Regions from separate parts of the Homo sapiens genome. Here region 1 is linked to region 2. Evidence: read pairs that join two places in POLR2A ChIA-PET (ENCODE). Cell type or tissue: PC-3. All regions are shown on one strand. Region 1 overlaps TERB1 (telomere repeat binding bouquet formation protein 1). Region 2 overlaps LOC124903699 (a long non-coding RNA gene).

The links. Peaks named below come from ENCODE experiments on the same cell type or tissue, not always from the same donor. Only the 100,000 strongest peaks of a DNase experiment are listed, where the experiment ranks them.
Region 1: POLR2A ChIA-PET joins it to region 2 with 9 read pairs; 5 of 35 experiments call an interaction of 5 or more read pairs at or near these places.

The regions. Positions count from the first base shown.
Region 1 is chr16:66,770,738-66,775,737 of GRCh38, forward strand. It overlaps TERB1 (telomere repeat binding bouquet formation protein 1), which reads right to left. Exons shown (of 19, transcript NM_001136505.2): 12 at 4,381-4,506; 13 at 1,852-2,012. Among named protein-coding and RNA genes, the nearest start is that of DYNC1LI2-DT, 21 kb to the left of the region's middle. RefSeq lists a silencer at 2,695-2,895. In PC-3, no CTCF peak of the experiment used is centred here; no DNase peak of the experiment used is centred here.
Region 2 is chr16:66,856,241-66,861,240 of GRCh38, forward strand. It overlaps LOC124903699 (a long non-coding RNA gene), which reads right to left. Exons shown (of 4, transcript XR_007065088.1): 2 at 1,448-1,498. Among named protein-coding and RNA genes, the nearest start is that of CA7, 14 kb to the left of the region's middle. RefSeq lists a silencer at 2,872-3,072. In PC-3, no CTCF peak of the experiment used is centred here; a DNase peak (open chromatin) is centred at 2,911.

The sequences.
Region 1 (5,000 bases), 86 kb before region 2:
ACGTTATTCTGGGCAGGGATCTCAGGAATAAAGAACCAGAAGCAAAACCAAATGACAATCAAAACACCCAGAAATAATATGTATAAAGCATATATCTTAAGCAACAGGATATACATATATATATATTTTTTGAGACAGGGTCTTGCTCTGTTACCCACACTGGAGTGCAGTGGCATGATCACAGCTCACTGCAGCCTCGACTTCCTGGGCTGAAGCAATCCTCCCACCTCACCCTCCTGAGTAGCTGGGACCACAGGCATACAACACCACACCTGGCTAATTGTGTATTTTTTTGTAGACACAGGGTTTTGCCATGTTGCCCAAGCTGAAGGATAACTTTTAAAAATAACATTTATAAAAAGCTACTATAATGAAATATGAAAAAAGATCAACGATAGCATGGAAAAGCAGGCACAGAAGATGAACAGATAGTTTATAGGAAAGGAAATATTAATAGCTCTTAAACACAAGAAAAAATGTTTCATCCCACTTAAGATAAATAAATATTAAAGCTACACTGAGATATTTTTCTTCATCTATTACACTCACAAAGATCAAAACGCTGTGGGGAAACATGTACTCTTAAACATTGCTAGTGGGAGTGTAAGTTGATACATCTTCTGTGGTGAAACAATTTGACAGTATCTTTCATAACAAAAACTATGTCTATCTAGGTATTTGAGAGGTACTATTATTTTCTCCATTTATCGATGATGAAACTAAAGCACAAAGAGATTAAATAACTTGCCTAAACTTTCCCTAAAGTTCACAGCATCCATGAATTTGGGTATCTGTGGGAGGTCCTGGAACCAATCCCCCATAGATACCAAGGGTTGACTGTACTTTAAATGGGTGAACTGTACGGTATGTGAATTATATCTCATTAAAGCTGTTACAGAATACACACACACACACACACACACACACACACACACACACACACGGGTACATGTGTAGCAGGTATTTAGAGTTGTTTGCAATGGTAAAAATTTAAATATAACTTACATGTCCATCAATAAAGGACTGGTTAAATCAATTATGGCACATCTGCAATAGTGAATACTACTCAGACAATTAAAATAATAAAATCACTATATTATACTAACTTGGACACTATGTTTTGATTTTTTAACACATATGCATATACAAAAACACAAAGCATGCATACATAGAAAAATATATTTATATAAAGAGGAAAGAAGTTATTAGATTATTACTACTTTTCTCTTTCTTGAACCCCAATTATTCAGATGTTAGATCTCTTGGCTCAATATTCCACATTTCCTGTCTTTTCAGTCATCATTTCTACTTTTTAAAAATCTTTTATTGTTGTTTTATGTCAAAGCATGATTCTTCCAGTATTACTATGGAGTTTTCCATTTAAAACTATTTAAAACTTTAAAAAATAACTTGGGAAGAAAAAATTTTTTACCCTCCAACCTCTACTGTTAAAAAATATTGGCTGGGCATGGTGGCTCATGCCTGTAATCCCAGCATTTCGGGAGGCTAAGGCAGGGAGATCACTTGAGGTCAGGCATTCAAGACCAGCCTGGCCAACATGAGGAAACCCTGTCTCTACTAAAAATACAAAGAAATTAGCCGGGTGTGGTGGCGCACATCTGTAATCCCAGCTACTTGAAAGGCTGAGGCATAAGAATCACTTGAACTTGGGAGGCGGAGGTTGCAGTGAGCCGAGATCGTGCCACTGCACTCCAACCTGGGCAACAGAGCAAGACTCTGTCTCAAAAAAAATTAACAAAAAATTTATATGTCAGTGTAGTATGGAGAAAAAAGAAAGAAATTTTAAAAATTTGAAAAAAGTTCTATATTCTTTAAAACAAAGAATCCAACCTCATTTCCTTCTCTTTCAAGCTGTTCTATTCTGTGTAGAATTTCCTTTGCTTTCCTCCAGTGCTCTTCAAGATTATTCTCCTTCACACTTATGTCCTTTAATTGCTGTGTTTCATTTTCATCAAAAGGATATTCTCCTAGACTTAGAGATAATTTCTCAGCTTTGTAGTATGGGAAAAAACAATGAATGAAAAGTTATTTAAACACTTTATATATAAGGACAACTTCACAGCCCACCCTCTCCTTTCTCTAAATTTTTCCATCCAGACTATCTTAACAGCTTAATTGGTACTGAAAAGTAAGTGGAAGATTATCTAGCAGAGGCCCAGGACTCAAACAGTCATAAATCAGACTTTACTCTTCAGAGTTACAGGAGAAAAAACATGCAAATATGTTATGCCAGACACATAAACACCCTCAGGTACATGGATACTGGTTTTAAAGTAGTTAGTTTTTTAGGCCCGGCACAGTGGCTCACACTTGTAATCCTTGCATTTTGGGATGCCGAGGCGGGAGGATCACTTGAGGTCAGGAGCTCAAGGCCAGCGTGGCCAATATGGTGAAACTCCACCTCTACTAAAAAAAAAAAAAAAAAATTAGCCAGGCATTGTGGCACGCACCTGTATTCCCAGATAATCTGGAAGTTAAGGCACAAGAATCCCTCAAACCCAGGAGGCACAAGCTGCAGTGAACAGAGACTGAGCCACTGCACTCCAGCCCTGGCGACAGAGTGAGACTTCGTCTCAAAAATAAAGTAGTTTTTTTAAAAAAATAATGTTCAAAAATTGATTCCTTCCTATAATCCTTTTTTTTTAAACATACTGTGTCTGCAGTTTTTCTTCCACAAAGATCAAAATTCTCATCATGGACACTGCCCTCTGAGCTCAAGCTACACTGGCCATCAATTCCTTAAGTGCACCAGGTTCCCTCCTATCACAGGGCCTTTGTGCCTCACTGTTGCTTATGCTTGAGACACTCACTGATAACAAATTCCTTTCTTTTCACCTAATTAACTCTAGACATTCAGTTCTCAGCTCAAGAATCACTTCCTCCCAATGCCTTTTCTGCTCCACGTCTAGACCAGATTCCTTTGTTATAGGCTCTTAAAGACCTGTGGTCTATCCCTATATATTTGTTATGTCAATTTATAATAACACATAATCTCATTTTTTGAGTTACTGTCTATTTCTGTAGTTAAAACTAAGCTCTGTGAATACACAGACTGTTTTTCATCACTGTATCCCTGATGTCCCTGATGTCTAGCACTCTGCCTTGGCACATAACAGAAACTCAAACTTTTTTTTTTTTTGAGACAGAGTCTTGCTCTGTCACCCAGGCTGCAGTGCAGTGGCACGATCTTGGCTCACTGCAACCTCTGCCTCCCTGGTTCAAGTAATTCTTCTGCCTCAGCCTCCCGAGTAGCTGGGGCTACAGGCGTGCGCCACCAGGCCTGGCTAATTTTTTTTGTATTTTTAGTACAGACAGGGTTTCACCATGTTCGCCAGGCTGGTCTTGAACTCCTGACCTCGTGATCCACCCGCCTAGGCCTCCGAAAGTGCTGGGATTACAGGCGTGAGCCACCATGCCCAGCCCAAACGTTTTTTTTTTTTTTTTTGAGACAGAGTCTTGCTCCGTCGCCCAGGCTGGAGTGCAGTGGCGCAATCTCGGCTCACTGCAAGCTCTGCCTCCCGGGTTCACGCCATTCTCCTGCCTCAGCCTCCCGAGTAGCTGGGACTACAGGCGTCTGCCAACACGCCCGGCTAATTTTTTGTATTTTTAGTAGAGACGGGGTTTCACTGTGTTAGTCAGGATGGTCTCAATCTCCTGACCTCGTGATCCGCCTGCCTCGGCCTCCCAAAGTGCTGGGATTACAGGCGTGAGCCACCGCGCCCGGCCCCAAACATTTTTAAATAAATGAATGTACTTATGATTTAACAATAAGTAACCCTTAGTCCACAAATTTAATTCCTGCAAACTAAATTTGTGCACACGGCATAAAATAGTGAATTATCTATACTGCTGCTCTCTTCCACATGGGTTTGTATATGCTGAATATACCCTAGTTGTCATGTCCAAATTTTATACTCTGATTTTCTTTTTTTTTTTTTTTTTGAGACAGGGTCTCACTCTATGACCCAGGCTGGAGGGCCAGTGGTGCAAACACAGCTCACTGCAGCCTCGACCTGAGCAACTCCTGAGCTCAGATGATCCTTCTACCTCAGCTTCCCAAGTAGCTGGCAGGCATGTGCCACCATGCCCAGATAATTTTTTCTATATATATATTTTTTTATAGAGACAGAGTTTCTCTATGTTGCCCAGGCTGGTCTTGAACTCCTGGACTCAAGCGATCTGACTGCCTTGGCCTCCCAAAGTGCTGGGATTACAGGCATGAGCCACTGTGCAGGGCCTAGTCTGCTTTTCAAATGTAAGAAGAATCTGAGAGCTATAGGGCCTTGGCTCATGAAAGCAGAAATAAATTCTCCTTTATAAACTTTGGTTGGTATGTTCTTAAAGTAATAGTACACTTACTAATTTTTTTGCAGTTGTGAAGCACAAATGTGGCAGCTTTGTTCAGTTCCTCATTCTGCGATTCAGTTAAGGCTTGAATCATGAGTGGAAGCCCATTGTTTTTAAAAAGGTCATACTGATTTTCCTCTGGAAAACATAAACAAAGAGGACAATGTTTTTTATCATAAACTATCTATATGAGGTCATAATTCTTCCTTGTGATAATTATGAACATAGTTCAAAATTTTAAAAATAGGCCAGGAACGGTGGCTCACTCTTGTAATCCCAGCACTTTGGGAGGCTGAGATGGGTGGATCACTTGAGGTCAGGAGTTCAAGACCAGCCTAGTCAACATGGTGAAACCCAGTCTCTATAAAAAATACAAAAATTAGCCAGGCATGGTGGCAGGCACTTGTAATCCCAACTTCTCAGGAAATTGAGGCACAATAACTGCTTGAACCTGGGAGGTGGAGGCTGCAGTGAGCCGAGGTCGCACCATTGTACTCCAGTTTGGGCAACAGAGTGAGACTTTGTCTCAAAAAACAAAAACAAAAACAAAACAAAACAACAACAACAAATTTTTAAAATAGAGAAACACATAGTTTCAAAAGGATTTTTTTTTTTTTTTTTTTGAGAGGGAA
Region 2 (5,000 bases):
TGGTAACAGGGAAGCAACGCCAGTAATGTTCCTGTTAAAGCAGGTAAAGGGCCTGAGGCAGACGTCCAGCTCTCCCTGCGATCCAAGAACTGCTGTTACCCCATTTTACAGATGAGGATGATGAGGCTCAGGGAGGTTAGGTAGGCAGGTCACAGAGCAGGATTTGAACCAGGATCTGTCCAGTAACTCTTCTACTCTATACTAGAGCAACTGGGCTCAAAGGAGGGTGGGATGGGTATGGTGGTGGCCATCTGGAGGTGGCATAATAGCCCCAATGCTGCTAACTGTGCCAGGGACCCTGTCCAGCCCCTCCCAGGGATGGTGGCATCACAGGCCCGGCGCTGCAGAGGACTTGGAAAATGGGAGCTGGTTTTATAATAATTACCCCGAGACTGCCAAGAATCCTCACTCCCTAAGTCCTTTCCCTTATTCACTTTTTAAATTTAAAACTATTTTAAAGCTGAAAGTGGCCTCCTTATGTTATAATTACAGCCCCAGATTTGACCCTATTATATCCAAATGGGATGTCCCAGCTGGATCCCAGCACACCTGGCCTCAAGGGACCCAGGACTGGGTCCTAAGTCCTCATTCAGGACAAGATTTTCCCCTGGAAGTGATGCTGGGGACATTTGGGACACCCAAGACAAGATGAGCTCTACTTGCTCCCAGGACCCCAGAGGGGCCCTCCCTGGGCAGCCAGTGGTGGCCCTTGGATTGATCCAGGCAGGGCTGTGGGCCTGCCAGCAGCCACAGCCTGCGGAGTCTGTGCCCAGGCAAGGGTCACAGTCTTCCCTCCAGTGCAGGCTGTGGGCCCCAGAGCAAGTCCCTTCTATGGGGCGGGCCTCAGGAGGTGGGATGGTTGTGAAGATCTGATCCCCCTGAAGCTCCTTCTGCAGAGGGCTGTCTTCCAATCCCATGGTCACCCTATAGCTGCTGCTGTTGCAAAGGCTTGGGAGTGTCCCCTCATGGCTAGCGCTGGACACATACCCACTGGCGTGCTCATCTGTGGGGAGAGTGATCTGTGGACTGAGCAACAGCTGGAGACAGGAACAGAAATAGGTCTGAGGTGGAGGTTGCAAGATAACCTGATAGTTGATGCCTGGGAGGGAGCCACAGCTGATGTCAAAGCTAAGAGGGGTTGGAGCAGGGCAGAAGGCTTTCGGATGCAGTTGGAGCTGGCCTGGGGTTGGGGAGAGAGGTCAGACAACAGCCTGAGCATCTTGGGGATCCTCTCGCATCCATGGGTCACAACATCAACTCTGAGGCCACCCTCAAAGGCCAAATGTACTGCTGGTTGGTCAAGACTCGGGGGGAGGAGGAGATGTGACTCTTTGATCACGAAATGTTCTGGCATTTATCCTCTAGCCAGAAGCAAGGCCTGGGGAATGTATCTCTTTTGAAGTCTTATCTGCTCACAAATCCAAGGGCCCACTTACCCGGGTCATACCTGGGTTTTGCACCATCTGTCACTCAAACCCTCTGAAGCTTATTTCCTCTTCTGTAAAATGGAAATGACGTGTGAGCCATTTTTGTAATTTAAAATTTTCTAATACTGATATAAAATATATAGAAAGAGACATAAGGCCGGGTGCAGTGGCTCATGTCTGTAATCCTAGCACTTTGGGAGGCTGAGGCAGGAGAATCACTTGAGCCTCGGAGTTCAAGACCATCCTGGGCAACATAGCAAGACCCTGTCTCAAAAACAAAAATGTAGCTGAGCACCGTGGCTCATACCTGTAATCCCAGCACTTTGGGAAGCCGAGGCGGGCGGATCACCTGAGGTCAGAAGTTCGAGACCACTCTGGCCAACATGGTGAAACCCCATCTCTACTAAAAATACAAAAATTAGCTGGGCGTGGTGGTGTGCACCTGTAATCCCAGGTACTTGGGAGGCTGAGACAGGAGAATCGCTTGAACCCAGGAGGCAGAGGTTGCAGTGAGCCAAGATCGCGCCACTGCACTCCAGCCTGGGCAACAGAGCAAGACTCAGTCTCAAAAAAAAAAAAAAGAAAAGAAAAATGTAAAAAGAAACAAGTCATTTAAATAATGTACTTAATTTAACCCAATTATATCCAAAATATATGCATTTTAATCTGTCACTAATATTAATAGAAAAAAACTAATGAAATATTTTACATTTTTTGTGCTAAGTCTTTGAAATCTAGTGTGTGCTTTACGCTCACAGTACATCTCAGCGTAGGGCAGCCCCATTTCATATGCTCAAAGCCTTATTTGTCAGTATATAGTTGGACATCTTTTTTTTTTTTTTTTTGGGACAGAGTTTCGCTCTTGTTGCCCAGGCTGGAGTGCAATGGTGCTATCTTGGCTCACTGCAACCTCAGCCTCCCGGGTTTAAGCAATTCTCCTGCCTCAGCCTCCCGAGTAGCTGGGATTACAGATGCCCGCCACCACACCCGGTTAATTTTTTATATTTTTAGTAGACACGTGGTTTCACCATATTGGCCAGGCTGGTCTTGAACTCCTGACCTCAGGTGAGCCACCTGCCTCAGCCTCCCAAAGTGCTGGGACTGCAGGCACGAGCCATTGCACCCAGACTGCACATCTTAAAAAAAAAAAAGAAAAAAAGAAAAAAGTCATATGTGGCCCAGTATGGTGGCATGTGCCTCTAGTCCCAGCTATTCAGGAGGCTGAGGCAAGAGGATTGCTTGAGGCCAGGACTTCAAGGGTGTATTGCATGATGATCACATCTGTGCATAATCACTGCACTCCAGCCTGGGCAACACAGTGAGACCCCATTGCTAATTTTAAAAAATAAGAAAAAGGAAAAAAAGCCATATGTGGCCATTGGCTACCATATTAGACAGTACAGTCCTAAATGGATGTCACTCTGCTGGACAGGTGTCTGAGAAAGCCCTCTGGCTGGGCGTGCAGCCAGGCAAAGTGGCAGGAATGAGTCAGATCTGCTCCCGGCCTCTGTCCTCCACGAGAGCAGCCTCAGAACATTTGATGCCAAATTGGCTCCCTCTGCTAGGGCCTTCCTCCCCCAGGAAACCTCTCTAACCCCACTTCACTCCAGTGTGGCTGGCTCTGCCCCAGGCCACCCTGAAGGGCCTTTCCTGTTCCACTGAGAGAAAGGCCAAGACCCTCAGCAAGGAACTGACTGCAGAGGAGTGTTGGGAGTCAGGGGAGGTGGTAGTCCTGGCTTGGTTGAGATTTGATTAGTCTGGGAGGGTTTCCTGGAGGAGGGGCCCAGAATAAAGAAGCTGGCATTCCAGGAGAGGGGCAGAAGCCTCAGCTGCAGAGAGCATTTACCAGACAGAAAAAGAAGGCCTGGCTCTTGCCCAGCCTGTATCAACAAAAAGAAGAAGTGGGGCTGAGGAGACAGGGGCTCCCAGGCTGCAGAGATTTCAAATGCCAGGTAGAGCTTTACCCTTACATCCACAGGCCATGGGGGTCATTGAGGTCTAAAGCAGGGGCTGAGGACCTCCTGGGCTGGAGGAAGAGGACTCTTCCTGAGGCTTAGAGAGCACCAGGCATCACTTAGTTTGAATCCACCTTCTAACCCAGGGCTTGAGTGCAAATTCTGGCAAGTGCAATTCATCAACTTCTTCTGCTGCCTCTCCTCGGCCCTGCAGGATGGAATCATGCCTGGACCCTGGCAGTTTCCAGTTTGGCAGTCTATGAGTGTAACCTACATTCCTCCAGCTGCAACTCAAGTGCTTTTGTCTTCTGGGACATAGGAGGGTGAGCAGATGGTTCCTTTATTCCTACCAAGAGGCCCTCTTAGACTGGCATTGCGAGAAAGGCATAGGGGCACGTGAGCCCTGGGGGTCCCTCAGGTTTTTGGGAAGAACTTGAATCTCTTTCTCCTCCTCCTTTCTCAGCTCCTGCTCTCAGCATGAATGTCCAGACACAGGAGATACCAGAGGGCACACAGCCCTGTCTCTCCAGTTACCTAGACCCCCCAGGGACCTGGAGCATAGGCCCTTGCTACTGCTGATCTTGAGTGTTCAGGAGCAGGGTTTGGAGGTATAACTTCTTCAGCCAGAGCGAGCCATGATGGGGTCAGTATGCCATCTAGGAGCTGGGTGTCATGGCTCACACCTGTAATCCCAGCACTTTGGGAGGCCAAGACAGGCAGATTCCTTGAGCCCAGGAGTTCAAGACCAGCTTGGGGAATGAAGAGCAAGGCAATAGCAATGATTCTACAAAAAAAAAAAAAAAAAATACCAAAAACTTAGCTGGGCATGGTGACATGTCCCTGTAGTCCCAGCTCCTCAGGAGGCTGAGGTGGGAGGATTGCTTGAGTCTGGGAGGTCGAGGCTACAGTGAGCTATGATCCTGTCACTGTACTCCAGACTGGGCAACAGAGCAAAACTCTGTCTCAAACAACAACAAAAACAACAAGAACAACATCACACAAGCCATCTAGGGAATCCTAGGGCATCTAAGCTAATCCTATTATATAGATACAATAACTGAGGCCCAAAGAGGAAACAGTCTGTCAAAGTGAGTTGGCAGGAGAGCTAGGATTTATGACTTTTCACTCTATCCACACAGCATTATGTAACAGAAAGACCCCTGCCACTTGGCCAGGCTCAGTGGCTCACACTGGTAATCCCAGTGCTTTGGGAGGCCAGGGTGGGAGGATCACTTAAGCCCAGGAATTCAAGACCAGCCTGGCAACATAGCAAGACTCTGTCCCTACCAAAAATAAATAAATAAATAAAATTAAAATTAGCTGATGGTGGCAGTCCACACCTCTAGTCTTAGCTACTCAAGAGGCTGAGGTGGGAGGATAGCTTGAGCTCAGGAGCTCTGAGCTCTGATCACACCATTTCATTCCAGCTTGGATGACAGAACAAGATCTCATGAAAGAAAGAAAGACAGAAAGAGAGAGAAAGAGAAGGAAGGAAGGAAGCAAGGAAGGAAGGAAGGAAGGAAGGACGGACGGAAGGAAGGACGGACAGAAGGAAGGAGAAAGAAAAAAAGAAAGAAGGAAGGAAGGAAGGAAGGAAAGAAAGAAAGAAAGGAAAGAA